2 separate regions of the Homo sapiens genome follow, and region 2 is linked to region 1. Evidence: chromatin loops called from intact Hi-C (ENCODE). Cell type or tissue: endothelial cell of umbilical vein. All regions are shown on one strand. Links, peaks and the distances in the headings refer to the core of each region. The heading gives the core; the rest is flanking DNA. Region 1 holds the start of PWRN2 (Prader-Willi region non-protein coding RNA 2). Region 2 holds the start of LOC102725165 (a long non-coding RNA gene).

Region 1 (16,487 bases), core at 3,475-11,474:
AACTATTACTGTAATACGCTATATTGTCAGAGTGAAGGACAAAAGCTTCATAATTATCTCTAAAGATACAGAATAAGCAGTTGAAAAATCCAAAACACATTCATGATAACAATGCCGAGCAAATTAGGCATAAAAGGAAATTTTCTTAAGTGATAAAAGGCATCTATGAAAAACTCACACAACAACACACCATATTATGAATGTTTCAGTAATTTCTTCAAAAAATTAGCAACAGGACAAGGATGTATGCTCTTGCTACTTTTATTAAGTATTGTATTGGAACATGTAGCCAGGGTAATTAGGCAAGAAACATAAATATAAGACTTCTAGAATGAAAAGGATGAAGTTAAGCTTTCTCTATTCATAAATGACATAATCCTATGTATAGAAAATCCTAAGGAAATTACTAAAAGAAGATTAGAAACAAAAAATGAGTTCAGTAACACTTTAGTATACTAGAGTAATAAAAATCAATTGCATTTCTATATATTGTCAATTAATCTAAAATAAAACATAGAAAACAATTCCATTTAAAATATTGTGAAAAAGAAACAGACATTTGGGGGCAAAGGGGACCAACCTAAGAAATATAAAAATAAGGAGAGATTCTTAGTTTAAATGTCAAAGTATCTGTACATAAATTCTCTTCTTTAGTTAGAAACATTCTTTCCCATGGGTGTATGAATTACCAATTCTAAAACTACTCTGCATGTATTTTGGACTCATTGATTATATAAAGGAGGCCAACTATCTCACTGTTAGCGTGGGAGGTTACATACAAGTAGTGGGAATGGGGAAACTGATTTATGTAGTCTTGAATTAGATCATGGGTGCTGGAAACATTAATAAGAATTCATGCTGAACTTTACATAGGAATAAATGGAGAAATGTTGTAGAAATGCATATACATATGTGAGTGTGAATTACATACATACATATAATCCTTTGTTCTGTCAGATGACAAAACATAGAATTAACAGACGCCTGGCAGAAATGACAACACCATTGCCGAGACCTTTGTTTCTAATGCCATTCACCAAAAAAGGAACTAGGAATTTGGGGGAAAATGGTAAATGGCATGGCTGGGAAGGGAATCAACACTATTAAGCTTAAGTACCTTGTAGAGCCAGAAAGTAAGAAAAAGTTAAACAACACAACCAAACAACACACCACACAAACCAAATCAAATAGCAATAATATGGGTATTTCAAAGTGGTAAAGCAGCTGACTGAAAGGCCTTCTAATGACCAGCACTAGCACAATTTGAACAATACAATAAACTAGTCTAATCACAGGGGAAATAAATATTTTTTATTTGCCAATATTCCATATAATATAAATAATTGACTAAATAAATGCTGGAGAAGAGATACATTGCCTATGATAATGAAATACAAACGATACTATACAAGTTCTGCCCTAAGGAGGTGAAGAATAATTCCCCAATATTAAGTATGCGCTGTGCATAGTGACGTTTTTTTCAAAAAGTACGACGTGGATAGGGGGAAAATTAATTTTACAGTGGAGAAACTGGACACACACTGCCTCATCCAGGTGCTCAAATTAGTATCAATAGTGATAAAAGCATTTTGAGAATATATGCCCATGGTATAATGAGTATTACACTCACTCCTGTCTCTTCTTCTTCCACATCTACAAATTCAGTCTAATTGTTAGTAAAAACAATCATAGAAATCCTAAATGGAGGATGTCAATGCCACGAAAAACATGGAAATTCAGAGAAACTGCAGAGACAAAAAAAGCTTAAGGAGACATGATATCTAAAGGTGTTATCCTGGAAGAGATCCTAGAACAGAAAACAAACAGTAATTAGGAAGAAAAGAAATCTGATTAATATGTGGATATCAGTGAATGAGAATGCATAATGTTGGTGTGTTAATTGTGACAAATACCCATGCTCATATAAGAGGTTAATAATGATGGAAACTCTGTGTTGGTTGCATATTAACTCTCCATGCTGACTATGCAACTGTTATGTAAGTCCAAAGCTAACGTAAAATAGAAAAGCTTTTTTTCTTTCTTTAAAAATTCACTGCTGACCTTAACAAACTGAATATTATCAATATTGTTGATGCTCTAAATGTGCAGCTCCCCAATTTCATGGCATTTTTTACCCCCATGAAGGTTACTATTATTTTCAGTTTCCTATTTGTCATTTCCTTTTTGTATTATTTTTATGTCTATGTTTATATTTCTAAATAATATATTCAGTTTTTATTGTCTTCAAATTAAGATAAAGGTGTTCAAAATAAGTCTATAATTCTATTCAAATAATGAGAAATCATCAGATGAATCCACATTGTGATGCTTCCTATAAAATACCTCACCAGTTCTTTTCTTAGCAGCTGAGAGTCTTCAAGATAAACGAAGACTGGGAAACTGTTGCACATCAGACAGGACCTGATGTGGCTGGTAGACCTTAAGATGGTGCCCAATGATCCCCACCTGCCAGGGTGCATGACCTTGTATTGTAATCCTCTCCCTGTGAGTATGGGCATGAAATGTGACTTGCTTTCACACAACACAATAATACAAGAATATTAGATGTCACACGACTGATCATGTTACGTAAAGTTGTGATTTTTTTTTTTTTTTTTGGTCTTGCTAGCAAGCTCTTTGCCTTGATGGCTTTGATAGAGCATTCTGCCACATGGGAGAAGTCAACATGGGAAGAAACTGAATGCAGCCTCTAGTCAACAGCCAGCAAGGAACTGAAGCTGCCCTACAGTTTGCAATTTAAAATTCTGGCTAATCCAAGCCCCCTTTCAAGTAACAATATATCACTTAAGATGTGGTGTGAACACCTTACAGTAACAGAATAACCCACATTCTTTCCTTCTATCACCTATTGCAGTTATTCATCTCACTTACATAAGAATAAATGCACATAAATGTTTGTATGTATACATATACACACACAATGATATATATTTAACCATATCTAATCAAATATATTCAAACTAATGTTTTTAACAAGCTGTTATTTGTTAGATTAATTAAGCATAAAATTATTACCTAGACTAGTCACTAAAAAGGTAAAAAAATAGAGATATGCTAAGAAATGAGATGAACTGATATAAAGTGCTCAAAACAACAAAAGGTAGAAAATGAGTGAAATACAAAAATAAGAACAAAGACAAATCAACAACTGAAAAATGGTAACAAATTTGGTAGATTTTTAATCCAACTATATCAATAATCACTTTAAATGTCAATGTTCTAAATGCACTACTTAAAGGACAGAATGCATCAATAAAAGGAAGCATGGGATAGAAAGAATAAATTCATGTAACACGTTACAATCTGAGAAACAAGAGAACATCATGAGGTTTGCAGGAGAATATCAAAGAACATTTAAGAAGTCACACAGACAGGCCGGGCATGGTGGCCAACACCTGTAATCCCGGCACCATGGGAGGCCGAGGAGGGCGGATCGCTTGAGGTTAGGAGTTCGAGACGAACCTGGCCAACTTGGGGAAACCCCATCTCTACTAAAAATACAAAAATTAGCTGGGCATGGTGGCACCTGCCTGTAATCCTGGCTACTCAGGAGGCTGAGGCAGGAAAATCGCTTGAACTCAGGAGGCAAAGGTTTCAGTGAGCTGAGATGGAGTCACTGCACTCCAGCCTGGGCTACGAGAGCAAACCTCCATCCCCAAAATAAAATAAAATAATAAAATAAAATAAAGACTAAAACTACCAGACAGCTTACAGGTAGGGGATTTTAAAGACACAGAGGGGAGGGGTAATACACAGTCATAAATTAATATATTGAGGTTACACATTGGTTTTAGACTAAAAGGATGAAGTATCTTGAAGTGGAAGCTTACAGGTCATAGGGGGATTCAGAGATTTTCTGATGTGTGATTATTTAAGAAAGTAAAATTTGTCAGAAAATTTGGGATCAGCAGAAAGTAATGGTACTTTTGGCTCATAGACGTAACATTCCATAGGCCACTCAGGAAGAAATTGAGAATAAAGAATGGCAGAGTTCATTTCATAGATCCCCTTTATCTGAGGTCTATGTGCCAGTGGATCCATTTAGTAGAGGGGCAGCTTTCTGAACAACAACTCAGGGACATATGCTAAGCTTTGATTTTTAGTTTCCATAGGGAACCCCATATTCCCATGACTCTCCATTCCTTGCTACTGTTTTACCTTCTTGCTTGTCCAGTGGCTCGTGTACTTCTCAGAGGTAGAGAGGTGCCTGGAATTTCTGTGAAGGGACTCAAGATTTTCCTTTATTTCCATGCTTGGGGTGGTACACAGGCCCCTATGAGGGGTCCCTGCACCTTCTCAGGCCCTAAATGAATCCTCATCTGCTTGTGGGACTCCTGAATTTCATCTACCATGTTCTTGCTTTTGTACTGCTTGCCGCTTTCAGGTAGGAAAACTCCTGTTCAACCTTGGCAGACAAATCTCATCTTCACTGGCCAAGACATTTGGATGACTATTCGTATATGAATTATGTCAAGAGTGCCAAAGTTCAGTATAAAATAATGCACATCAGTTGATCCACTATTATTTAATAGAAAGGTGGGTAAATTATTGACTATGTCAATGAAAATGGAGATATAAATAGTTGCCAGCAGAAAAGTATTTTTAAAATGTTAAGCTAAATGAGAAAAAATAATAAAATATTTTAACACCTTTCCTAAAAGTGATTGTTACAGATATATTTGCTGAATAGAGCAAAATTATGTGTACATTTTCTAAGTGGCATTTTAAAAATTTGTCACTGAGACTATTTATTACTGCCTCAATTTCAGAGCCATTCTTGGTCTGTTCAGGGATTCAGTTCCTCTCTGGTTCAGTCTTGGGAGGGTGTATTTGTGCAGGAATTCTTCATTCTTTCTAGATTTTCTAATTTATGTCCATGGAGGTGTTCATAATATTCTCTGATGGTTGTTTATATTTCTGTGGGGTCAGTGGTAATATCACCCTTGTTGTTTCTGATTGCATTTATTTGAATCTTCTCAACATCGCTCATTATTAGAGTAACGCAAATCAAAACCAAAATGAAATACCATCTAACACCAGTCAGAACGTATATATTAAAAAGTCAAAAAATAACAAATAACAAATAATCAAACAAATAACAGAGGCTGGCAAGATTGTGGAGAAAAAGGAACACTTATACAATGTTGGTGGGAGTGTAAATTAGGTTAACCATTGTGGAAGACAGTGTGATGATTCCTAAAAGACCTAATGACAGAACTTCCATTTGACCCAACAATCCCATTTCTAAGTATATATCCAAAGGAATATAAATCATTCTGTTATAAAGACACATGAACACATATGTCCACTGCAGCAATATACACAATAGCAAAAACATGGAATCAATCTAAATTGTCCATCAACGATAGACTGTATAAAGAAAATGTGGCACATATACACCATGGAATACAATGCAGCTATAAGGAACAACCAGATGATGTCCTTTGCAGGGACGTGAATGGAGCTGCAGTCCATTATTCTTAGCAAGCTAACACAGGAATAGAAAACCAAATATCTCCATGTTCTCTTATAAGTGGGAGCTAAATGATAAGAACACATGGACACATAGAGGGGAAGAACACACTCAGAGTTCCTGAAACCATTGGTCTGGTTTCCAATGAGTGGGGCAATCAGACACACAAGCACACCAAGGCTTAACCGCTCTGCTCACTGGAAGGGAAAGAAACTACCCAGGAATGCCACCTGCTTCCAACTAGCTGATCCCATGATTGAGGCTCTAGGGAATTTCTCTTTACCTGCTGAGATATTTCTGTCTTGGGGAACCTCCTTTCTCTTCTTGCCACTGCACCAGCTGCCAACTACACTTCCTTACCACAGGGCAAGTGACATCTGAAGAGGCTGACAGACTTCAGAGCTGGGTAAGGCAACCAGAATACCCCCTGAACTGCCTCTGCCTGTTCTGTGATGTCACCTGACCTCTGCTCTGTTTACATATAGCTGCTTGTGACATCATCTGGGCATGTATGGTATCTGTATCTACGTCAAGACCTGGGCTTTGCTCCACTTGGAGTCAGCTGATTGACAGGAGGGCATCTGAAATTGAGAGGAGATTTCAGGACGTTTACCCAGCCCTTTAGTGGGGATCTGTCCGGGACTGTGCAGTCTGAACCTGCAACTGTAAAAGGTACAATATCTACATTTAGGCCCTCATCTCTGTCTCTCTCTCCTCCTCCTCCTTTCCTCTGCAGGGTGATCTGCATAAGCCCCACTCCATCCAGGATCCGGCCCTGGAGGGAAACAGCCTCCACTGCCCTAGCAGGGTCACTCTTTTTAGGGCCCTGGAGTACTTCTCACAGCTGTGCCAGTTTTTATGGGGAAAGGAAGGATGTGAACAATTCCATAGGTTATCTAAAGGGCTTGCCACCATGCTTATGGTGCTTAATGTTGTTTATGTGAAAAAAAGCTTAACAGCATATGGGATAAGTATTTAGGCAGTCCTGACTCCAACCCCTCTGCCCTTTTTATCTGCCTAATTTACCATTTAATTTGTTGCCATTCGGTTACCATCTACTAGGGTACTAAGGACAGCAGAACATGGACTTGGGATGAAGTTGATGTGCTGGTGGGCCGGGGCAGGGGGTGGAGCGGGGGCAGGGTGGTGGTGGGGGAGTGCTGTGCTAGCTGGTGCTAATCACTAGCCTGCCCAACTAGTTTATTCTCTGGTCTCTTTGGCTGTCCCAGCTGTGTGGTGAGATTTCCACAAGTCTTCCTTTTAGGACCATGAGTGGTATTAATTGCACTGCTTATATGAAGCTAGAAACGTCTTTCCAACCCATAGAGGTCTGGTTGAAGGATATGAGCAGTGCAGAACAGAAGAGAGACAACAAATAAAAGTTGTCATCACTGTTTCACAGGGATGAGCAGTATGGACATAGAAACCACGTCAGGAGGGGAAACAAGGTCTCTATCACCTCTGGGAGGCCCCTGGGGCATACCCTAGCTAACTGTAGAGCCTATAGCTATCAGCCCATGACTAACAGAAAAATGGTCTATTATTGCAGTGCTGTTTGGACTGTGGACAAGTTAGGTTATAAATTTTGACCTCTGAATGGACGCAACCAATATTAGCCTTTAATGCAGTTAGACTCATTTTGTCAGAGGTCTGGAAAATTAGGAAAAACTACCATATGTCCAAGCCTTCATGCTTTTCGAAAATCAGGATTCATACCATGAGGGAAGATGCCAGCTGCTAGCTATACCAAAGGACAGAATGGAAAAAAGGCTCTTCACAAGCCAGAGAGCCAAACTCAGGCAGAAAGCAATGAAGAAGAATTAGGACTTTTAAATGTCCTACACCCAAGCTGTTTTAGCAGCTCCAACCACCACAGCCAGAACGCACCTGGCCTCTGCTCCACCTCAACAGCTCCCACTGCAGTACCACCATACGGGGCCCTTAGCACTGGCCTCTGCGTTGGACCGGATTGCCTTGATGCTACCAAGTGAGGCATCAGACCAATAAGAGGGAGCTACTCTGCCGCCTCAGTATAATGAGAGAACAGAGACGGCCTCTCCCTCCAGTGCTTGACAGGGAACATGATTTAGCAAGGAATTGCCATGGCCGGAGCAAAGGAATTACCGTTTACAGGGATGGCCATGGGTGGCTTGGATGAGAGTGGGCAACCTGTCAGACATTACTGGACATCCAGCCCATTTTCAACATCTAACTTGTGAAATGGAAAAACTCCACCCCACTTTATACAATGGATCCCCAGAAAATGACTGATCTCTATGTGTCTATCTGTGCTACCCACCAGCGTACCTGAGCAGATGTGTAGTCTCTCCTAAATATGTTTCTGACTGCAGACCAAAGAAGGTCCAGAGTCTTGGTGCCTCCATGAAACAAATCCAAATACCCCAAACCTGAAGGGACCATTCTGGATGCAAACCCTAATTGGGGCTCCAATTGATAAGGGGACATGGCCCATCTGGAATATTCACAAACATTCTTCCTGTTTGGACTCAGGAAAGGGGTACCAAAACAGGAAGCCTCACTAGGAATGACCCCTTCCCCGCTCCAGAGACAAAGAAACAGAAGTTTCAACCATAAACGTGGAATGAACAAGGAAGCCTCTGCATCAGAAAAATCGAGGCAAGCCTCTGGAACACAGCCAGTGTGCCTAGTGTAAGGAGAAAGGCCACTGAAAGGATGACTGTCCCAAAAGAAAGGACCAAGGGGCCAGAAAAAGGAGGAATATGATGAGGAAAAAGCTCAAAGTCAAATCATGGAGCAGGGTCACTGCTCTGACCACAGAGAGTGATGCCTGGGGACTCTCCTTAATCACTCAGAGACAATTAAAATTTCCCCACAGGAACCCTGGGTACAACTGACAGTGAGGAAAAAGTTAATTGATTTCCTGGTTGATACTGGGCAAACTATTCAGTTTTAACACTTTATGAGCAAAAAGCACCAAAATGATTGTACCTGTGATAGGAGTTGCAAGAATAATGCAACAAAAGGCTTTCCTACAACCTTTAGAATGCAAACTAGAAAGTTTGGACCTAAGGCACTGCTATTTCTATATGTAAGAATGCCCAATTCCCTTGCTGGGAAAAGACCCATTATGCAAATTAAATACTCAAGTAATTTATCCCCAGAGAAACAACTATGGCTGCAGGTCCTGCTAAAGCAAGCACTGCAACTAAGATGTTACTCACTTGCCTTAAGAAGAAACAAGAATTCTCCCTCAGAAGTCTATGAGAGAGTGCGTAATTGTGAATAGGCAGAAGGAATCCCAGGAAAAACAAGAAATATACAGTGAGTGCATATAGAAAAAATAGAAGGGGCTACTGTGACCTGGGCGGCGGGGAGGAGGCGAATAAAAAAATCAGTATACATTAAGAAAGGAAGCCTTAGAAGGAATACAGCCTGTCTTTCAAAAATTTGAGAAGTGGACTGATTCATCCTTGCAGATCCCCATATAATAGCCCTATCGTGCCTGTAAGGAAGCTACACTTCTACAAATATCAATTTGCCCAAGACCTGAGAACCGTTAATAAAATAGTCTTGGATATTCACCCAGTGGTGCCTAACCCAGATACTCTACTGACTGCTATATATAGACATTATGAATGCTTTTCAGTGCTAGATCTGAAAGATGTTTTCTTCTGCATTCCAATTGAAGAAAAGACCCAACAATTATCATTATTATTTTTAATGACAGGACCGAGAGACTAAAACAACCTTTCAATACTGTTAGACAGTGGGGTCTCAATGTGTTAAAAAATGCACCAACAATTTTTGGGGAAATACTGGCAAAAGACTTAGGAGACCTACAACAAGATTAAGAAGCCTGGCTACAACACATAGATAATTAATAGCCAGCCACAACTATAGGAAATGCTTAGCTGATGTCATTTTAGTTCTAAATCACCTGGTACAATATGGATACAAAGTATTCCCAAGAAGCCCCAAATATGTAAGTAGAAAGTAACCTGTCTTGGCTTTAGGTTAAAGCAAGGCCAAAGGAGCCTGGTCTGGTAAAAAAAAAAAACAAAAAACAGGCAATAGCAGCCATAAAGCTCCAGAGAATGGGGGCAACCATGGGGATTCTTAGAAAGGGTTAGCTTCTGCCAGATTTGATTCCTAAGTTTGGACTAATGACTAAAACACTTTATGAATCCTTAAAGGATTCACTAGACTCAGAGGCCCTTCTCTGGACATCTAAAGGTCAACAAACATTTTATACCATCAAAGAAAAGCTGATATCACCCCCTGCACTGGGATACCAAATTCCCAAAAGCTGTTCAAACTCTATATCCAAGAGAAACAAAGCATAGGTGTGGGTTGTGCTAATGCAAATGCTGGGAGATGCCCCACAATCCATGGCCTATTTCTCTAAACAATTACACCAAAGATTAAGGGATGGCTCCCCTTCCTCTGGGCAAGAGCACCCACTGTGAAGTCCTACAGGAAGTAGAACAATTTACTCTGGGACAGCCAGTTACCTTGTTTGTACCCCATCAGGTGCTGACTCTGCTAGAACAAACGGGAGGCTACTGGCTCACTGTGGGGTGAGTGGGCAGATACCAGGCCATCCTCTTATATGATCCAAATATCACCCTACAAACCACCATGGCTCTAAACCCTGCCACACTGCTCTCAGCCACTGAACACAATCCTGGGTTAAAGCATGACTGTAAATCCTTGATGCAGCTTATTCAAGCATGCTGAACCTGTCAAACTAGACAATGAGTGCTCTGGACTTGAACTACACTGATGGGAGCAGCTTAATGAAAGATGTGCACAGAGCCGGATGTGCCACTGTGACTACCAAAAGGGTAATAGTAGTCCATACCCTTCCTGCAGCTACCTCCGCACAAAGAGCTGAGTTAATTGCTCTTACCTGAGTCTTTAGAACTGTCCCAGGAAATGGGAGTAAAGATTTATTCTGATTCCATATATGCATTCCTGGAAATGCACGCCAATTGGGTGATCTGGAAACATAGAGGAGGTTGCTTGAAATCAGAAAATACAGACATTAAACACCCAAGAGAAATTCTGGACCTAGTAAAGGCAATTGCCTTGCCTGCCCAGGCTTCCATCATGCACTTCCCCAACACCAGAGACATAATTCACAACCGAAGGTAACCAGGCAGCTGGCAAAGCTGCAAAATGAGCTGCTTGGGAGGCACAGGTCCTGGGACATGAATACTCCATTTGGAATTACTAGATTTTAAACCTCATTACACTGAACAAGATCCCAAACGTGCCCAAGCCAGGGGTTTGAGAAAAGAGATTCCAATTCCCCTAGAAAACTGACACCTATAAGATAACGCCTACAGGATGATGAAACCCCAAGGCCTTGGTTTATCCAATCTCAAAACATCTACATAAAGGAATGCACTATGGGAGTGATGTCCTCGCCAACCTAGTACAACCACACCTCAGTAGACCACACTTTCAAAACATCACTCGGAAAATTACACAGGGATGCATCTTGTGCACTACAAACAAACAATCCCAAGATGGAATGTAGTCCTCCTAAAAAGGAGATATAGTACAAAGAGCTGAGTCCCTTCAAAGACTGAAAGGCGGGCTTCACTCAGATGCCTACCTGGTTATGTGCGCCAAGGAAAGATCTGAAGTTATTAATAAAAGAAAAAGAAGGAGATATAAGCAATATACTTTTGTTAACATGAAGTTCTCAATTAGTTCTAGAGTAATAAGTACATACTTGATCTTTGCTGAAACTACACGAATGGGTGTAGACAGTGGTTTTCCTCCAAAACAAAACAGACTGCTGGGTCTGTGGGGGAGATACCCCTTTCTCCACTGCTGACTTGCCATGGCACATCCAAGCTACCACCTCGAGCACTTGGAGTTATGTTTATACATAGGACAAGAGTAAAAATTCTCACCCATTTCCCATCTATGATTACAGTACCACTCACCATGAGTGCTCCACTTTTGGAGAAACCTGGAAACATTTCTTCCATGTGGCTTGTAAGCAGGTTAATATCACCCCCTCTATAGACTATGCTGTACATGACAACATAGGATGGCTGATGATGGTGCAAATTCAGGCAATGGGTCAGGCACCTCTACGCATCCAAAAACACAAGAGCAACACACCCCACACTAGCAGCCAGGCTAAGGGATGGTTACCTCTTAGTAATGTGGCCAAACCCATCAACTGAATAATAATATGTGGCTAGGATGGCAAAATAGTATCAAGCTACATGATGGGGCCTATCCTTTCTCCTGGAGTTAGCTATGGGTGTGAGGCAGTCATAGCTGGTCTTACTTACCTTACAGCTGGATTGGCAGGTACACCTGGGGGTGCCCTTACCTACCAGGACACATCCTGTCCCATCTGGACTCTCTCCCTGACCACTGGGAAAATGTGAAAGACAGACAACACCATCAAAAATGGGCACCCTGTTGGTTCTACTCACTAGCTGCCTTTTCCTCGCAGACAGCAAACATAGATGTAGAATTATAAGTAGAGACCTTAAGTATAGAGCTGCTGCCTGTAATAACACCTAACCCAACATTACCCTTCCCACTGAAAGAACTCGTAGATTAGACAAGTGACCCTGTAGAACCCTATGGCCTTAGATATCCTAACTGCAGCCCAGTGTGACACCAGTGCATTAAGACTGAATGGTGCGTATATACACCAGATTACTCTCACGATATAATCCAAGGTATGCATGCACTGAATACTCATATTTCTGCTATAAATGTCCTCTCCCAGGATCCCACAATGTCATGGTTTAGTCGACTTCCATGTCCATGGAAGACTCTCATATATGGTATAATTGGTATTCTGCTCCCCGTTCTGTTTGGTTGCTGTAGTTTTTGTTGCTTTTCAAGATCTGTATGGAGATGCAGGAAAAACTTTCCCAGAAACTTTTGGGTCCCCACACTATAATGCTCCAAAACATTCTCACATTATTCTGGGAACCCACGAATATTTCCAACTCCAGGTAAACAGATTCCAATCTGATACCCTCTAACTGTGCCCCTTCTCAGCAGGAAGAAACTAGATGGACTGTGTTGCCCACGTTCCTTGGAAATGCTATGGTCTTTTATGGTGCAGGATTGTAATTGAGTCATGTTGCTTCAAAATACACTTAAGTTTTTCCTTTCTCTTTTTTTTCCTTCCTCCCAGTCTCAGGATGTAACCTTGAAGCAAACTGCAGAAACCATTGCCTCAGTCTTCAAGTAGAACCTTGAAATATACTTTGGAACCACACCCCATTCAGTTTCCCACTGTACATGTCCATGCCTTATACACATTTATCTAACTGTATGCTGGCGAAACTCACACAATGCATAATTATCTAACTATATGCCTGTCAAAAAATACCAGAGGCTAATTTAAAATGAATCAAACATACAGGCCCAGCTGTGGTATTGTCTCTCTCTTAAAGATTGCCTCTGGATGGATACCTATGGTCTGGCACTATCAAGATGGTATCAGTCTGTGGCTCCAGGTGGACCATAACTCAAGATACACATGGGAGTAAGACACAGACTCCCTGAATCTGCACACCTCCTGCATGCCTCCCATGTTATGCATTATGCTTCCCTTTCTTTAAAAACCTGCCCTCAGTCCAACCTTGTGAACTGGTTTATACAGGTGTCATCCAGCCATTTCCCTACTGCTGGATTTGAAAAATAAAGTCACTTTCCTTTCACCCTGCAAGTCCTCCTTGTCATTGCTTTTGAATGCATAGAACAGCCGGACCTGCACTCAGTTACATGTGTATCATAAGAGGAATGGAATATGGCACTTTTCTCCTTGACTGGCAATGACTACTTGGAAAAAGGGGTACCTCATCTTCTGTATTACAGTATATTATTGAAGAAATAGACTTCTACTTTCACATAAGCTGACCAACTGCATTTACCCTCTAGCTAGCAGTGGAGGCAAAAACAACTCAATCTTGAAAGCTAATTCATCATGTTGACTTCTGATTAACCCCCGTTTGGAGACTGCCTCTAAGCTTTTGGTATAAATATTTTTTTCCTTTATATGCAAACTAGGGGATAAGATTTCTATTGTGTCTACTGTTCCTTGTGAAAATCATTATTTTTCTGTAAATCCTGCCCTTAGGTCAGAACCACCATGACTATAAATCCTGTGCTTAGATTCACATGGCATTTCTGCCTTTCCCTGACAGGTAGACTTCAGTTTTCCTACACATTCCTTCCCCATGGTATATAAGTCCTATGTGAGACTCAAATATCTGTTCATAAATCCCTACTAAATGTTTCTTTCTAAGGGACTGGTTATATCAGCCTCTATCTTCAGCTGTTCAGCTTCCTCATATTTTGGTGGTAGGTTTACAAAGACCTGCCCTCCATGGAATGCTAATTATTAAAAATGGAGAGCTTTTAGTGGAGTAATGAAATCCCTATTTTGCGTATGTAGAAATAATTTTAAAAATGATGGTCCTAGAAATCTGTTGAGGAGGAAGTAGAATTGTAATGAGTTACATGAATGTTTCCCTGACAGAGATTTAAGGCTTCAGGAAGACTGAATAAAGTGAACATGAAATCATGGTCTCAATTGTACGAGCCACCCATCCATTAAACTCTAACTTCCAATCAGTCTAAAGTGTGGATGGAGAAAGAGTGTTATGTACTTGCCTTGTGAAGAGGTCTAAGAATTCGGCTTGTTTGCAATGATTCAGGACAGCCACTCTGAAACCTGGTAGCTTAGTATATTATGGGAAATCATAATTTTTGTGCTGTCAGAGAGGTTGTTTGGGAACTTGGAGCACAACATGATGTCATCTGTGCCTGTGACTTCAGTTAGCACAGCTTTCAGTTTAGTGCCTGTTTTCTTTTAAACCTCATCTCTCCAGTCTCCATCTCCCTGATATGCCACATTGAGATGGGTTACACCTTGAATGCATTTACTTATGTCTATATTATGGTTTGCCATTCTAGCTTTTTTTTTTTTACTTGCTTCCTTGTTTGGTGAAGGACAATCTTCACACTCTTCATCATGATAGATTAGAAAACATACATTGAAATGAAGAACAAAAGGGATTTGACAAGTCACCTAAGTATGATAGTATCTCCAGTTCAAATGAAATAAATGGAAACACTCACCATGTTTTAAAATGGGAACCTTAAATGAAGCTGTCATGTCTCAAGTAATAAAGTATGAGCTTAAAGAAGTTAGTTTTCTTGAATTACAAATGCTCAATTAACACCACCTAAGTAACAGTTATCCTCATCTAAGAATGAGAAATGACATCCATGAAGCTGAATGTGTCTTCCAATTTTCTAGGTCACAAGAGCTCATTTTCTCACTGTCACTATTACTGTGGTGTAGACAATAGTCCCCATGTTTATAGACCAAAAAACAAGTCATTATACATGGCCATGGGTGTGCAGAATGAAGTCTGATGTCTTTGTGGGTTTTTAGGCATGGTCCCTGGAAACAACCCTGGTGCTGTCCAGCAGCGTGTTGAACAGGAAGTTGTGTGTGGGGTGAGTGGAGAGTCCTTCCTGCTGTGGGATTCTTTGTTTAGCCAGCACATATGTAGAATCACCACTCAGCCTGTGTATATCTCTTAGATCACTGCTGGAGGGTTGGGGATATGTTGTATTTTCTTCCTTCCTTTCCTTCCTTCCCTCTTTCCTTCTTTCCCTGTTTCCTCTCTTTCTCTCTCTCTTTTTGTCTCTCTTTCTTTCTCTCTCTCTCGATCTCTCTCTCTCTCTTTCTTTCTTGGGTCTGACTTTATTGATCAGGCTGCAGTGCAGTCACACAATCATGGCTCACTGCAGCCTTGACCTCTTGGGCTCAATCCATCCACCTGCCTCAGCCTCCTGAGTAGCTGGGACCACAGGTGTGTGCCATTATACTGAGCTAAATTTCCTATTCTTTTTTTTGTAGAGACACAGTTTCTCCATGTTGCCCAGGCTGGTCTTGAACTCCTGGACTCAAGCAGTCCACCCACTCTGGCCTCCCAATATGCTGGCATTACAGGCATGAGCCACCACACCTGGCCTGTTGATTAGCCTGCATCAGGTTTTCCATGCCTGTGCAAAACCTATTTTGAATCTCAGCTGCCAAAAATCTGGTGTGAAAAGATTTTTTTGTCCAGGTCCAGATAGGTAGAAACTGCCAAAACCACCAACCATCATATATACATATATATGTATGTTGTATTCCACCCACCTGCTGTCATGATGATGCCCATTTGGTGACTTTGGGATTGCTGATATAATTCTGTTACTCAACAGAATACAAGGTTCCATAAAATTCCTGATGGAGAACGTGGAGTGAAAAGAAATTATCACAGAATTCCAACAGGGCTTGACGGCAGAATTATCTTTAGAAAACTAAGCCTGTATTAATAAAAAATCATAATATGAAAATATAACTTACATTTCTTGTCACTAACATTCCTCAATCTTGGTCTTTGGCATCCAGAAACTTTGTCTGCCAAAATATGTTCAGTGGGAACCCGTAGATATGTTCCTAAATGATATCTGAAAATGGGCCTTTCTGGGGTATGCGAGGCATAGGCAAATATCTCTGAAAAGAGAGAGGTTACTGACACTCAAACGAGTTACTTGGTAATAAAGAGTGTGATGGGGAGGTCAAATGTGGACAAGAGTTCCTTGAGTTTGATGCTGGCTTCCTGAAGTAGATGGATGTATGTATGGAAGGTAAATAAATGCGGAAATCTGCTTGGCAATTTTTTTCCTATATGTCCATTCATCTCCTGAGGCCAATTTTTTTTTTGAATCATGATCTCACTCTGTTTCCCAAGCTGGAGTGCAGTGACACAATCATGGCTCACTTCAGCCTGGAACTCCTGGGCTCAAGCAATCCTCCCAAGTCAGCCTCCCCGGAAGCTGGGATAACATATGCATGCCTGTCTTTTTTAATTAAAAATAAACAATCAAAGATTTCATTTTAAAATAACTTTGATATACATAAAGATGCAAACATAGTACAGCTAGTTTTACATACCCA
Region 2 (16,487 bases), core at 4,295-12,294, 210 kb before region 1:
GAACAATACAATAAACTAGTCTAATCACAGTGGAAATAAATATTTATTATTTGCCAATATTCCATATAATATAAATAATTGATTAAATAAATGTAAAATAAATGCTGGAGAACAGATACATTGCCTATGGTAATGAAATACAAACGATACTATAGAGGTTCTGCCTTAAGGAGGTGAAGAATAATTCCCCACTTGTTAAGTATGCGCTGTGCATAGTGACTTTTTTTCAAAAAGTACGACATGGAAAGGGGGAAAATTAATTTTACAGTGGAGAAACTGGACCCACACTGCCTCATCCAGGTGCTCAAATTAGTATCAATAGTGATAAAAAGCATTTTGAGAATATATGCCCATGGTATAATGAATATTACACTCACCCCTGTCTCTTCTTCCACATCTACAACTTCAGTCTAATTGTTACTAAAAACAATCATAGAAATCCTAAATGGAGGATGTCAATGCCACGAAAAACATGGAAATTCAGAGAAACTGCAGAGACAAAAAAAGCTTAAGCAGACAAGATATCTAAATGTGTTATCCTGGAAGACATCGTAGAACAGAAAACAAACATTAAGTAGGAGAAAAACAAATCTGATTAATATGTGGATATCAGTGAATGAGAATGCATAATGTTGGTGTGTTAATTGTGGCAAATACCCATGCTCATATAAGAGGTTAATAATGATGGAAACTCTGTGTTGGTTGCATATTAACTCTCCATGCTGACTATGCAACTGTTCTGTAAGTCCAAAGCTAACGTAAAATAGAAAAGCTTTTTTCTTTCTTTAAAAATTTACTGCTGACCTTAACAAACTGAATATTATCAATATTGTTGATGCTCTAAATGTGCAGCTCCCCAATTTCATGGCATTTTTTACCCCCATGAAGGTTACTATTATTTTCAGTTTCCTATTTGTCATTGCCATTTTATATTATTTTTATGTCTAGGTTTATATTTCTAAATAATATGTTGTTCAGTTTTTATTGTCTTCACATTAAGATAAAGGTGTTCAAAATAAGTCTATAATTCTATTCAAATAATGAGAAATCATCAGATGAATCCACATTGTGATGCTTCCTATAAAGTACCTCACCAGTTCTTCTCTTAGGGGCCAAGATTCTTCAAGATAAACAAAGACTGGGAAACTGTTGCACATCAGACAGGACCTGATGTGGCTGGTAGACCCTAAGATGGTGCCCAATGATCCCCACCTGCCAGGGTGCATGACCTTGTATTGTAATCCTCTCCCTGTGGGTATAGGCATGAAATTTGACTTGTTTTCGTACAACACAATAATACAAGAATATTAGATGTCACATGACTGATCATGATACATAAAGTTGTGATTTTTTTTTTTTTTGTCTTGCTAGCAAGTTCTTTGCCTTGATGGCTTTGATAGAGCATTCTGCTACTTGGGAGAAGTCCACATGGGAAGAAACTGAATACAGCCTCTGGTCAACAGCCAGCAAGGAACTGAGGCTGCCCTACAGTTTGCAATTTAAATTTCTGACTAATCCAAGCCCCCTTTTAAGTAACAATATATCACTTAAGATGTAGTGTGAACACATTACAGTAACAGAATAACCCACATTCTTTCCTTCTATCACTTATTGCAGTTATTCATCTCACTTATATAAGCATAAATGCACATAAATGTTTGCATGTATATATATATACATACACAATGATATATATTTAACCATATCTAATCAAATATTAGTCATACTACTGTTTTTAACAAGCTGTTCTTCGTTAGATTAATTAAGCATAAAATTATTACTTAGATTAGCCACTAAAAAGGTAAAAAAAACCAGATATGCTAAGAAATGAGATGAACAGATATAAAGTGCTCAAAACAACGAAAGGTAGAAAATGAGTGAAATACAAAAATAGGAACAAAGACAAATCAACAACTGAAAAATGGTAACAAATTTGGTAGATTTTTAATCCAACTATATCAATAATCACTTTAAATGTCAATGTTCTAAATGCACTACTTAAAGGACAGAATGCATCAATAAAAAGAAGCATGGGATAGAAAGAATAAATTCATGTAACACGTTACAATCGGAGAAACACGAGAACATCATGAGGTTTGCAGGAGAATGTCAAAGAACATTTAAGAAGTCACGCAGACAGGCCAAGCATGGTGGCCAACACCTGTAATCCCGGCACTATGGGAGGCCGAGGAGGGTGGATCACTTGAGGTTAGGAGTTTGAGACCAACGTGGCCAACATGGGGAAACCCCATCTCTACTAAAAATACAAAAATTAGCTGGGCGTGGTGGCACCTGCCTGTAATCCTGGCTACTCAGGAGGCTGAGGCAGGAAAATCGCTTGAACTTGGGAGGCAGAGGTTGCAGTGAGCTGAGATGGAGTCACTGCACACCAGCCTGGGTTACAAGAGCAAAACTCTGTCCCAAAAATAAAATAAAAAAATAGAATAAAATAAAGACCAAAACTATCAGACAGCTTACAGGTAGGGGATTTTAAAGACACAGAGGCAGAGGTAATACACAGTTATAAATTAATATATTGAGGTTACACATTGGTTTTAGCCTAAAATGATGAAGTATCTTGAAGGGAAGAAGTGGAAGCTTACAGGTCATAGGGGGATTCAAAGATTTACTGATTTGTGATTATTTAAGAAAGTAAAATTTGTCAGAAAATTTGGGATCAGCAGAAAATAATGGTACTTCTGGCTCATAGACATAACATCCTGTAGGCCCCTCAGGAAGAAATTCAGAATAAAGAATGGCAGAGTTCATTTCATAGATCCCCTTTATCTGAGGTCTATGTGCCAGTGGATCCATTTGGTAGAGGGGCAGCTTTCTGAACAACAACTCAGGGACATATGCTAAGCTTTGATTTTTAGTTTCCATAGGGAACCCCATATTCCCATGACTCTCCATTCCTTGCTACTGTTTTAACTTCTTGCTTGTGAAGTGGCTCATGAACTTCTCAGAGGTAGAGAGGTGCCTGGAATTTCTGTGAAGGGACTCAAGATTTTCCTTTATTTCCATGCTTCGGGTGGTACACAGGCCCCTATGAGGGGTCCCTGCACCTTCTCAGGCCCTAAATAAATCCTCATCTGCTTGTGGGACTCCTGAATTTCTTCTACCATGTTCTTGCTTTTGTATTGCTTGCTGCTTTCAGGTGAGAAAATTCCTGTTCAACCTTGGTGGATGAATCTCATCGTTACTGGCCAAGACATTTGGATGACTATTCATATATGAATTATGTCAAGAGTGCCAAAGTTCAGTATAAAATAATACACATCAGTTGATCCACTATTATTTAATAGAAAGGTGGGTAAATTATTGACTATGTCAATGAAAATGGAGATATAAATAGTTGCCAGCAGAAAAATATTTTTAAAATATTAAGCTAAATGAGAAAAAATAATAAAATATCTTAACACCCTTCCTAAAAGTGATTGTTACAAATATATTTGCTGCATAGAGCAAAATTATGTGTACATTTTCTAAGTGGCATTTTAAAAATTTGTCACTGAGACTATTTATTACTGCCTCAATTTCAGAGCCATTCTTGGTCTGTTCAGGGATTCAGTTCCTCCCTGGTTCAGTCTTGGGAGGGTGTATTTGTGCAGGAATTTTTCATTCTTTCTAGATTTTCTAGTTTATGTCCATGGAGGTGTTCATAATATTCTCTGATGGTTGTTTATATTTCTGTGGGGTCGGTGGTAATATCACCCTTGTTGTTTCTGATTGCATTTATTTGAATCTTCTCAACATCGCTCATTATTAGAGTAGTGCAAATCAAAACCAAAATGAAATACCATCTAACACCAGTCAGAATGGGTATATTAAAAAGTCAAAAAATAACAAATAACAAATAATCAAACAAATACCAGAAGCTGGCAAGATTGTGGAGAAAAAGGAACACATACACTGTTGGTGGCAGTGTAAATTAGGCTAACCATTGTGGAAGACAGTGTGGTGATTCCTAAAAGACCTAAAGACAGAACTTCCATTTGACCCAACAATCCCATTTCTAAGTATATATCCAAAGGAATATAAGTCATTTTGTTATAAAGACACATGAACACATATGTTCACTGCAGCACTATTCACAATAGCAAAAACATGGAATCAATCTCAATTGTCCATCAATGATAGACTGTATAAAGAAAATGTGGCACATATACACCATGGAATATAATGCAGCTATAAAGAAGAACCAGATGATGTCCCCCTTTGCAGGGGCATGAACGGAGCTACAGTCCATTATTCTTAGCAAGCTAACACAGGAACAGAAAACCAAATACCTCCATGTTCTCACTTATAAGTGGGAGCTAAATGATGAGAACACATGGACACATAGAGGGGAACAACACACTCAGAGTTCCTGAAACCATCGGTCTGGATTCCGATGAATGGGGCAATCAGACACACAAGCACACCAAGGCTTAACCATTCTGGCCACTGGAAGGGAAAGAAACTACCCAGGAATGCCACCTGCTTCCAACTAGCTGGTCCCTTGATTGGGGCTCTAGGGAATTTCTCTTTACCTGCTGAGATGTTTCTGTCTTGGGGAACTTCCTTTCTCTTCTTGCCACTGCACCAGCTGCCAACTACACTTCCTTACCACAGGGCAAGTGACATCTGAAGAGGCTGACAGACTTCAGAGCTGGGTAAGGCAACCAGAATACCCCCTGAACTGCCTCTGCCTGTTCTGTGATGTCACCTGACCTCTGCTCTGTTTACATATAGCTGATTGTGACATCATCTGGGTGTGTATGTTATCTGCATCTATGTCAACACCTGGGCTTTGCTCCACTTGGAGTCAGCTGATTGGCGGGAGGGCATCTGAAATTGAGAGGAGGTTTCAGGACGTTTACCCAGCCCTTTAGTGGGGATCTGTCTGGGACTGTGCAGTCTGAATCTGCAACTGTAAAAGGTACAATATCTACATTTAGGCCCTCATCTCTTTCTCTCTCTCCTCCTCCTTCTTTCCTCTGCAAGGTGATCTGCATAAGCCCCACTCCATCCAGGATCCAGCCCTGGAGGGAAACAGCCTCCAGTGCCCTAGCAGGGTCACTCTTTTTAGGGCCCTGGAGTACTTCTCACAGCTGTGCCAGTTTTTATGGGGAAAGGAAGGATGTGAGCTATTCCATAGGTTATCTAAAGGGCTTGCCACCATGCTTATGGTGCTTAATGTTGTTTATGTGAAAAAAAAGCTTAACAGCATATGGGATAAGTATTTAGGCAGTCCTGACTCCAACCCCTGTGCCCTTTTTGTCTGCTAATTTACCATTTAATTTGTTGCCATTCGGTTACCCTCTACTAGGGTACTAAGGACAGCAGAACATGGACTTGGGATGAAGTTGATGTGCTGGTGGGCCCGGGGCGGGGGGTGGAGGGGGGGCGGTGGTAGGGGAGTGCTGTGCTAGCTGGTGCTAATCACTAGCCTGCCCAAGTAGTTTATTCTCTGGTCTCTTTGGCTGTCCCAACTCTGTGGTGACATTGGCACAAGTGTTCCTTTAGGACCATGAGTGGTATAAATTGCACTGCTTATATGAAGCTTGAAAAGTCTTTCCAACCCATAGAGGTCTGGTTGAAGGATATGAGCAGTGCAGAACAGAAGAGAGACAACAAATAAAAGTTGTCATCACTGTTTCACAGGGATGAGCAGTATGGACATATAAACCAAGTCAGGAGGGGAAACAAGGTCTCTATCACCTCTGAAAGGCCCCTGGGGCATACCCTAGCTAAGTGTAGATCCTATAGCTATAAGCCCATGACTAAGAGAAAAATGGTCTATTATTGCAGTGCTGTTTGGACTGTGGACAAGTTATGTTATAAATTTTGACCTCTGAAAGGACGCAACCAATACTAGCCTTTAATGCAGTTAGACTCATTTTGTCAGAGGTCGGGAAAATTAGAAAAAATACAATATGTCCAAACCTTCATCCTTTTTGAAAATCAGGATTCATACCATGAGGGAAGATGTACCAAAGGACAGAATGGAAAAAAGGCTCTTCACAAGCCAGAGAGCCAAATTCAGGCAGAAAGCAATGAAGAAGAATTAGGACTTTTAAATGTCCTACACCCAAGCTGTTTTAGCAGCTCCAGCCGCCACAGCCAGAACGCACCTGGCCTCTGCTCCACCCCAACAGCTCCCACTGCAGTACTGCCATACCGGGCCCTTAGCACTGGCCTCTGCGTTGGCCCAAATTGCCTTCATGCTACCAAGTGAGGCATCAGACCAATAAGAGGGAGCTACTCTGCCACCTCAGTATAATGAGAGAACAGAGACGGCCTCTCCTTCCAGTGCTTGACAGGGTACACGATTTAGCAAGGAAGTGCCATGGCCAGAGCAAGGGAATTCCCATTTATAAGGATGGCCATGGGTGGCTTGGATGCGAGTGGGCAACCTGTCAGACATTACTGGACATCCAGCCCATTTTCAACAACTAACTTGTGAAACGGAAAAACTCCACCCCACTTTATAGAATGGATCCCCAGAAAATGACTGCTCTCTATGTGTCTATCTGTGCCACCCACCAGTGTACCTGAGCAGATGTGTAGCCTCTCCTAAATATGCTTCTGGCTGCAGACCAAAGAAGATCCAGAGTCTTGGTGTCTCCATGAAACAAATCCAAATACCCCAAACCTGAAGGAACCATTCTGGATGCAAACCCTAATTGGGGCTCCAATTGATAAGGGGACATGGCCCATCTGGAATATTCACAAACATTCTTCATGTTTGGACTCAGGAAAGGGGTGCCAAAACAGGAAGCCTCACTAGGAATGACCCCTTCCCTGCTCCAGAGACAAAGAAACAGAAGTTTCAACCATAAATGTGGAATGAACAAGGAAGGCTCTGCATCAGAAAAATCGAGGCAAGCCTCTGGAACACAGCCAGCGTGCCTAGTGTAAGGAGAAAGGCCACTGAAAGGATGACTGTCCCAAAAGAAAGGACCAAGGGGCCAGAAAAAGGAGGAATATGACTAGGAAAAAGCCCACAGTCAAATCATGGAGCAGGGTCACTGCTCTGACCACAGACAGTGATGCCTGGGGACTCTCCTTAATCACTTAGAGACAATTAAAATTTCCCCACAGGAACCCTGGGTACAACTGACAGTGAGGAAAAAGTTAATTGATTTCCTGGTTGATACTGGGCAAACTATTCAGTTTTAACACTTTACGAGCAAAAAGCACCAAAATGATCATACCTGTGATAGGAGTTGCAAGAATAATGCAACAAAAGGCTTTCCTACAACCTTTAGAATGCAAACTAGAAAGTTTGGACCTAAGGCATTGCTATTTCTATATGCAAGAATGCCCAATTCCCTTGCTGGGAAAAGACCCATTATGCAAATTAAATACTCAAGTAATTTATCCCCAGAGAAACAACTACAGCTGCAGGTCCTGCTAGAGCAAGCACTGCAAGTAACATGTTATTCACTTGCCTTAAGAAGAAACAAGAATTCTCCCTTAGAAGTCTATGAGAGAGTGTGTAATTGTGAATAGGCAGACGGAATCCCAGGAAAAACAAGAAATACACAGTGAGTGCACATGGAAAAAATAGAAGGGGCTACTGTGACCTGGGCGGCGGGGGGGAGGCGAATAAAAAAAATCAGTATACATTAAGAAAGGAAGCCTTAGAAGGAATACAGCCTGTCTTTCAAAAATTTGAGAAGTGGACTGATTCATCCTTGCAGATCCCCATATAATAGCCCTATCGTGCCTGTAAGGAAGCTACACATCTACAAATATCAATTTGCCCAAGACCTGAGAGCTGTTAATAAAATAGTCTTGGATATTCACCCAATGGTGCCTAACCCATATACTCTACTGACTGCTATATATAGATAGTATGAATGCTTTTCAGTGCTAGATCTAAAAGATGTTTTGTTCTGCATTCCAATTAAAGAAAAGACCCAGCAATTATTATTATTATTTTTAATGACAGGACCCAGAGACTAAAACAGTCTTTCAATACTGTTGGACAGTGGGGCCTCAATGTGTTGAAAAATGCACCATCGATTTTTGGGGAAATACTGGCAAAAGACTTAGGAGACCTACAACAAGATTAAGAAGCCTGGCTAACCACACGTAGATAATTAATACCAGCCACAACTATAGGAAATGCTTAGCTGAGGTCATCTTAGTTTTAAATCACCTGGTACAATATGGATACAAAGTATTCCCAAGAAGCCCCAAATACAAAAGTAGAAAGTAACCTGTCTTGGCTTTAGGTTAAAGCAAGGCCAAACGAGCCTGGTCTGGTCAAAAACAGGCAATGGCAGCCATAAAGTCCCAGAGAATGGGGGCAACTGCGGGGATTCTTAGAAAGGGTTAGCTTCTCCCAGATTTGGATTCCTAAATTTGGACTAATGACCAAAACCCTTTATGAATCCCTAAAGGGACTAGACTCAGAGGCCCTTCTCTGGCCATCTAAAGGTCAACAAACATTTTATACCATCAAAGAAAAGCTGATATCACCCTCTGCACTGGGATACCAAATTCCCAAAAGCTGTTCAAATTCTATATCCAGAAGAAACAAACCATAGGTGTGGGTTGTGCTAATCCAAATGCTGGGAGTTGTCCCACATTCCATGGCCCATTTCTCTAAACAATTAGGCCACAGGTTAAGGGATGCCCCCGCCTTCCTCTGGGCAAAAGCACCCACTGTGAAGTCCTACAGGAAGTAGAACAATTTACTCTGGGACAGCCAGTTACTGTGTTTGTGCCCCATCAGGTGCTGACTCTGCTAGAATGAAAGGGAGGCTACTGGCTCACTGTGGGGTGAGTGGGCAGATACCAGGCCATCCTCTTACATGATCCAAATATCACCCTACAAACCACCATGGCTCTAAACCCTGCCACACTGCTCTCAGCCACTGAACACAATCCTGGGTTAAAGCATGACTGTAAATCCTTGATGCAGCTTATTCAAGCATGCTGAACCTGTCAAACTAGACAATGAGTGCTCTGGACTTGAACTACACTGATGGGAGCAGCTTAATGAAAGATGTGCACAGAGCCGGATATGCCACCGTGACTGCCAAAAGGGTAATAGTAGTCCATACCCTTCCTGCAGCTACCTCCGCACAAAGTGCTGAGTTAATTGCTCTTACCTGAGTCTTTAGAACTGTCCCAGGAAAAGGGAGTAAACATTTATTCTTATTCCATAAATGCATTCCTGGAAATGCACGCCAATTGGGTGATCTGGAAACATAGAGGAGGTTACTTATAATCAGAAAATACAGATATTAAACACTCAGGAGAAATTCTGGCCTTAGTAAAGGCAATTGCCTTGCCTGCCCAGGCTTCCATCATTCACTTCCCCAACACCAGAGAGACAATTCACAACCAAAAGTAAGCAGGCAGCTGGCAAAGCTGCATAATGAGCTGCTTGGGAGGCACAGGTCCTGGGACATGAATACTCCATTTGGAATTACTAGATTTTAAACCTCATTACACTGAACAAGATCCCAAATGTGCCCGAGCCAGGGGTTTGAGAAAAGAGATTCCAATTCCCCTGGAAAACTGACACCTACAGGATGATGAAACCACAAGGCCTTGGTTTATCCAATCTCAAAACATCTACATAAAGGAACGCACTATGGGAGTGATGTCCTCGCCAACCTAGTGCAACCACATCTCAGTAGCCCACACTTCCAAAATATCACTCGGAAAATTACAGAAGGATGCATCTTGTGCACTACAAACAATCCCAAGACAGCATGTAGTCCTCCTAAAAAGGAAATACAGTACAAAGGGCTGAGTCCCTTCAAAGCCTGAAAGGTGGGCTTCACTCAGATGCCTGCCTGGTTATGTGAGCTAAAGTAAGATGTGAAGCTATTAATAAGAGAAAAAGCAGGAGAGATAACCAATATACTTTTGTTAACATGAAGTTCTCAGTTAATTCTAGAGTAATAAGTACATACTTGATCTTTGCTGAAACTACCTGAATGGGTGTAGACAGTGGCTTTCCTCCAAAACAAAATAGACTGCTGGGTCTCTGGGGGAGGTACCCCTTTCTCCACTGCTGACTTGCCATTGCACATCCAAGCAACCACCTCGAGCACTTGGAGTTATGTTTATACGTAGGACAAAAGTAAAAATTCTCACCCATTTCCCATCTATGATTACAGTACCACTCACCATGAGTGCTCCACTTTTGGGGAAACCTGGAAACATATCTTCCATCTGGCTCATAAGCAGGTTAACATCACCCCCTCTATAGACTATGCTGTACATGACAACATAGGATGGCTGATGATGGTGCAAATTCAGGCAATGGGTCAGGCACCTCTACGCAACCAAAAACACAAGAGCAACACACCCCACACTAGCAGCCAGGCTAAGGGATGGTTACCTCTTAGCAATGTGGCCAAACCCATCAACTGAATAATAATATGTGGCTAGGATGGCAAAATAGTATCAAGCTACATGGTGGGGCCTATCCATTCTCCTGGAGATAGCTATAGGCCTGAAGCAGTCATAGCTGGTCTTACTTACCTTACAGCTGGACTGGCAGAAACACCTGGGGGTGCCCTTACCTACCAGGACACATCCTGTCCCATCTGGACTGTCTCCCTGACAACTGGGAAAATGTGAAGGACAGACAACACCATCAAAAATGGGCACCCTGTTGGTTCTACTCACCAGCTGCCTTTTCCTCCCAGATAGCAAACACAGATGTAGAATTATAAGTAGAGACCCTAAGTATAGAGCTGCTGCCAGTAATAACACCTAACCCAACATTACCCTTCCCACTGAAAAATCATGCAGATTAGGCAAGTGACCCTACAGAACCCTATGGCCTTAGATATCCTAACTGCAGCCTAGTGGGACACTTGTGCATTAAGACTGAATGGTGCATATATACACCAGATTATTCTCACGATATAATCCAGGCTATGCACGCACTGAATACTCATATTTCTGCTATAAATGTCCTCTCCCAGGATCCCACAATATCATGGTTTAGTCGACTTCCAGGTCCATGGAAGACTCTCATATACTGTATAATTGGTATTCTACTCCCCGTTCTGTTTGGTTGCTGTAGTTTTTGTTGCTTTTCAAGATCTGTACGGAGATGCAGGATAAACTTTCCCAGAAATTTTTGGGTCCCCACACTATAATGCTCCAACACATTCTCACATTAGTCTGGGAACCCACGAATAATTCCAACTCCAGGTAAACAGATTCCAATCTGATAACCTCTAACTGTGCCCCTTCCCCATGGTATATAAGCCCTATGTGAGACTCAAATATCTGCTCATAAATCCCTACTAAATGTTTCTTTCTAAGAGACTGGTTATATCAGCCTCTATCTTCAGCTATTCAGCTTCCTCATATTTTGGTGGTAGGTTTGCAAAGAACTGCCTTCCATGGACTGCTAACTATTAAAAATGGAGAGCTTTTAGTGGAGTACTGAAATCCCTATCTTACATATGTAGAAATAATTTTAAAAATGATGGTCCTAGAAATCTGTTGAGGAGGAAGCAGAATTGTAATGAGTTAGATGAATGTTTCCCTGACCTGGATTTAAGGCTTCAGGAAGACTGAATAAAGGGAACATGAAATCATGGTCTCAATTATATTAGCCACCCTTCCATTGAACTCTAACTTCCAATCAGTCTAAAGTGTGGATGGAGAAAGAGTGTTAGGTACTTGCCTCATGAAGAGGTCTAGGAATTTGGCTTGTTTGCAATGATAGTTTTTGAAAATTGTAGTGTCCAGGACAGCCACTCTGAAACCTGGTAGCTTAGTATATTATGAGAAATCATAATTTTTGTGCTGTCAGAGAGGTTGTTTGGGAACTTGGAGCACCACACGATGTCATCTGTGCCTGTGACATCATTTAGCACAGCTTTGAATTTAGTGCCTGTTTTCTTTTAAACCTCAGCTCTCCAGTCTCCATCTCCCTGATATGCCACATTGAGATGGGTTACAGCTTGTATGCATTTACTTATGTCTAACTTATGGCTTGCCATTCGAGCTTTTTTTTTAATTGCTTCCTGGTTTGGTGAAGCACAATCTTCACACTCTTCATCATGATAGATTAGAAAACATGCATTGAAATCAAGATAAAAAGGGATTTGACAAGTCACGAAAGTATGATAGTATCTCCAGTTCAAATGAAATAAATGGAAACACCCACCATGTTTTAAAATAGGAACCTTAAATGAAGCTGTCATGTCTCAAGTAATAAAGTATGAGCCTAAAGAAGTTAGTTTTCTTGAATTACAAATGCTCAAATAACACCACGTAACAGTTATCCTCATCTAAGAATGAGGAATGACTTCCATGAAGCTGAATGTCTCTTCCAAGTTTCTAGGTCACAGGAGCTCATTTCTCACTGTCACTATTACCATGGTGTAGACAATAGACCCTATGTTTATAGACGAAAAAAACAAGTCAACATTATACATGACCATGGGTGTGCAGAATGAAGTCTGATGTCTTTGTGGGTTTTTAGGCATGGTCCCTGGAAACAACCCTGGTGCTGTCCAGCAGCGTGTTGAACAGGAAGTTGTGTGTGTGGTGAGTGGAGAGTCCTTCCTGCTGTGGGATTCTTTGTTTAGCCAGCACATATGCAGAATCACCACTCAGCCTCTGTCTATCTCTTAAATCACTGCTGGAGGGTTGGGGATATGTTGTATTTTCTTCCTTCCTATCCTTCCTTCCCTTTCTTCCCTCTTTCCTTCTTTCCTCTCTCTCTCTCTCTCTCTTTCTTTCTTGGGTCTGACTTTTTTGCTCAGGCTGTAGTGCAGTCACACAATCATGGCTCACTGCAGCCTTGACCTCCTGGGCTCAATCCATCCACCTGCTTCAGCCTCCTGAGTAGCTGGGACCACCTGTGTGTGCCATTGTACTCAGCTACATTTTCTATTTTTTTTTTTTTTTTTGTAGAGACAGAGTTTCTCCATGTTGCCCAGGCTGGTCTTGAACTCCTGGACTCAAGCAATCCACCCACTTTGGCATCCCAATATGCTGGCATTACAGGCATGAGCCACCACACCTCGCCTGTTGTTTAGCCACTATCAGGTTTTCCATGCCCTTGAAAAACCTGTTTTGAATCTCAGCTGCCAAAAATCTGGTATGAAAAGATTTTTTTGTCCAGGCCCAGATAAGTAGAAACTGCCAAAACCACCAACCACCATATATACATATATATATACACACACACACACACACACACACACATACATACACACACATACACACATATATATATCTACACACACATACATATACATACATATATATACACACATACATACATATATATATATTTTTTTTGTTTTGTTTTGTTTTTTGAATTCCACCCACCTGCTGTCATAATGATGCCCATCCGGTGACTTTGGGGCTTGGGGATTGCTGATGTAATTCTGGTATTCAACAGAATACAAGGTTCCATAAAATTCCTGATGGAGATCGTGGAGTGAAAAGACATTATCACAGAATTCCAACAAGGCTTGAAGGCAGAATTATCTTTAGAAAACTAAGCCTGTATTAATAAAAAAAAATATGAAAATATAATTTATATTTCTTCTCACTAACATTCCTCAATCTTGGTCTTTGGCATCCAGAAACTTTGTCTGCCAAAATATGTTCAGTGGGATCATGTAGATATGTTCCTAAATGATATCTGAAAATGGGCCTTTCTGGGATTTGTGAGGCATAGGCAAATATCTCTGAAAACAGAGAGGTTACTGACACTCAAACGAGTTACTTGGTAATAAAGAGTGTGATGGGGAGGTCAAATATGGACAAGAGTTCCTTGAGTTTGATAGTGGCTTCCTGAAGTAGATGGATGTATGTATGGAAGGGTAAATGTATGCGGAAATCTGCTTGGCTATTTTTTTTCTCCATGTCCATTCATCTTCTGAGGCCAATTTTTTTTTGAGTCTTGATCTCCCTCTGTTTCCCAAGCTGGAGTGCAGTGACACAATCATGGCTCACTTCAGTTTGGAACTCCTGGGCTCAAGCAATCCTCCCAAGTCAGCCTCCCCGGAAGCTGGTATAATATACGCATGCCTGTCTTTTTAATTAAAAATAAAAAATCAAAGATTTCATTTTAAAATAGTTTTAGATATACATAAAGATGCAAACATAGTACAGCTAGTTTTACATACCCAGAAGTTTACTAGAATGTTACATCTTATTTATATACCCATAATGTATTTATGAAAACTAATAAACTTACACTGGTTTAAAACTATTAACTGAACTACAGACTTTCTTCTGAGTTTACCAGGTTTTCTAGTAATGCCATTTTTCTGTTCCAGAATCTAATCCAGGGTAGTATTAGAAATTAAATGTGCTATCTTTTGTATTAGTTATCAGTTGCTGCACAACAAATTGCCACATAGTGTGGTGGCTCAAAATCACACACACATTACTTACAGTTGCTCTGGGTCAGGAATCCAGATGTAGATGATGTCCAAGGCTGAGGTCTCAACTGAAGGCTCATCTGGAGAAGGATTCCCTCAAAGCTCACGTGACAGTTGTTAAGATTCCATTTCCTACCCTGGACTGATCATGGTGGGTCAAACTTGTAATCCCAATGCTTTGGTAGGTTGAGGCAGGAGGATTACTTGAGGCTAGGAGTTCAGGACCAGCTTGGGCAACATACTTAGAACCTGTTTCTACCACACACAAAAAAGAAAAAGGAAGGAAGAAAAGAAAAGAAGAAAAAAGATTAGCCAGATATGGTGGCATGTGCCTGTGGCCCCAGCTACTCAAGTGGCTGAGGCAAAAGGATTGCTTGACCCCCCCAGGAGTTCAAGTCTGCAGTGAGCTACATTCATGCCACTGTGCTCCAGCCGGGATGCAGAGTGAGACCATGTCTGTGAAAAAAAAAAAAATCCTGACTTGGTCAAGAAGACTTCACCAGTGAATGATTTTACATCTTCAAATAATTAATACCAATTTATCATATATTTTTCAAAAAATAAACAGTAAACCCCAAGCCTGTGGCACCTAGCAGTGAAATGAGGAGCAAGCAACAGAGCCAAGCATTTTGAGATAATGTGGTCTTGTCCCTCCGTCCATCAGCCATCAGCACCTGCAATTCAAATTCCACTTCCCAGAGAGGGAGGAAACTGGTGGCAGCCACATGTGCAGCACAGCAGTGTCAGCTCCAGCAACACCGCAGTCCCCAGGGTGTGCCTCCGGCTTCACGGAAGTCACCTGCTGCACTGGTTTGCCAACTGTTTGTTTTTCTAAGTCCTCATCTGGGAATAGGTAACAACTTTAATAATAATATTTAAATCCTTCTTTTGTTCAACTTTTAAGTTTCTAAAACTGTGATATTCCATTTTTTATAGATATTTATGAAGGCTCACAAAATGTGTCACATCAAATGTCTACATGTTAGGTCTCCTGAGCATACAAACTAAATTGACCTTAATGAAATACCAGAATTTAAATCTTGTATTTCTTCTAAATAATAAGTACCTGTTTGTCAACCCATATTTTCATGTTTGTCTATACTTGTAGGTAGTGTAAAGAAAGAAATATGCAAAACAATGAAATCATATTAAAAAGAGTAATTTATCACCCACCTTTCTCTCTCCCTTTCTAGTGTTTTCTAAATCTCCATCTATGTAGCCCAATTACATCTTTTTACTACTCTGATTTGGTTTTATTCACTTACACAATATAATTGTTTGCAAAGTCTGAAAATTACCTTGAAAAAATGTACATTTTTTCTCCTTTTCATGTGTTCCATTCTATTTGTGCTAAATAAATTTAGACCTTTCACATAAAAAACAGTAAGAGCAACATGAAGAATAGATCACTTTCCAATGTGAATTATCAGCCTTATACCACAGCTAGACAAAGTTACTGAAGAAAAACTATGATCATATTGATCATATGACTTATGAACATAAACACAAAAATTAAAGGAAATACTATCAAAGCAAATAACTGACATGTAAAAATTTATAAATTTTGACGAAGGTATACATCTTACGAATGCAAATTTGGTTCAACATACGAAAAGAATTAGTGCCATAAACTATATTAAGAGATAAGGGACACAATACACATGGTCATCTTAAAAGATGAGCAATAAGCACCTGCTAAAGTGAAATTTCATTCCTTATAAAACCATGCAACAAGTTAGGCAAATAAGAAAAGTTTCCTCACCATGAAAGCACAGAAAACCTCACATGACATCCTAAATCTTCTGAGAAGCTCAAGAACTTTCTTGTAAAATTAGAAACAAGAGAAGGCTATCACTTTCACAGTTTTATTCAACACTGTATTGGAGGATATGAACAAGGTAATTGGTATAGAAAATAAATATAAAAAAGTCAGATTTGAAGGAAAGTCAAATTATGTCTCCAAATGACATGATCCTGCCTACAGACATCATAAAATCTCTAATAAAACATAACAAAATATGAAAAAAGGGTTAAGCAAGCTTGTAGTACAGCTTAGTACAGGTCAATATGCAAAATCAACTGTATTTTTATTTATTAGCAATTAACAAT

The links. Hi-C counts contacts between places; a loop is a spot of excess contacts. Peaks named below come from ENCODE experiments on the same cell type or tissue, not always from the same donor. Only the 100,000 strongest peaks of a DNase experiment are listed, where the experiment ranks them.
Region 2: it touches region 1 in a loop (23-fold over the local background); 4 of 110 quality-filtered maps call a loop at or near these places.

What each region holds. Positions count from the first base shown.
Region 1 is chr15:24,159,452-24,175,938 of GRCh38, reverse strand. It overlaps PWRN2 (Prader-Willi region non-protein coding RNA 2), which reads left to right and starts at 5,991. Exons shown (of 2, transcript NR_152824.1): 1 at 5,991-6,166; 2 at 7,044-11,162. The region is part of intron 2 of LOC105370732 (a long non-coding RNA gene); the gene reads left to right. It also overlaps a transcript of LOC105370733 not described here. In endothelial cell of umbilical vein, for the core only: no CTCF peak of the experiment used is centred there; no DNase peak of the experiment used is centred there.
Region 2 is chr15:24,373,750-24,390,236 of GRCh38, reverse strand. The region is part of intron 2 of LOC105370733 (a long non-coding RNA gene); the gene reads right to left. It overlaps LOC102725165 (a long non-coding RNA gene), which reads left to right and starts at 4,827. Exons shown (of 3, transcript XR_007064541.1): 1 at 4,827-4,921; 2 at 12,461-12,525; 3 at 13,388-13,524. In endothelial cell of umbilical vein, for the core only: no CTCF peak of the experiment used is centred there; no DNase peak of the experiment used is centred there.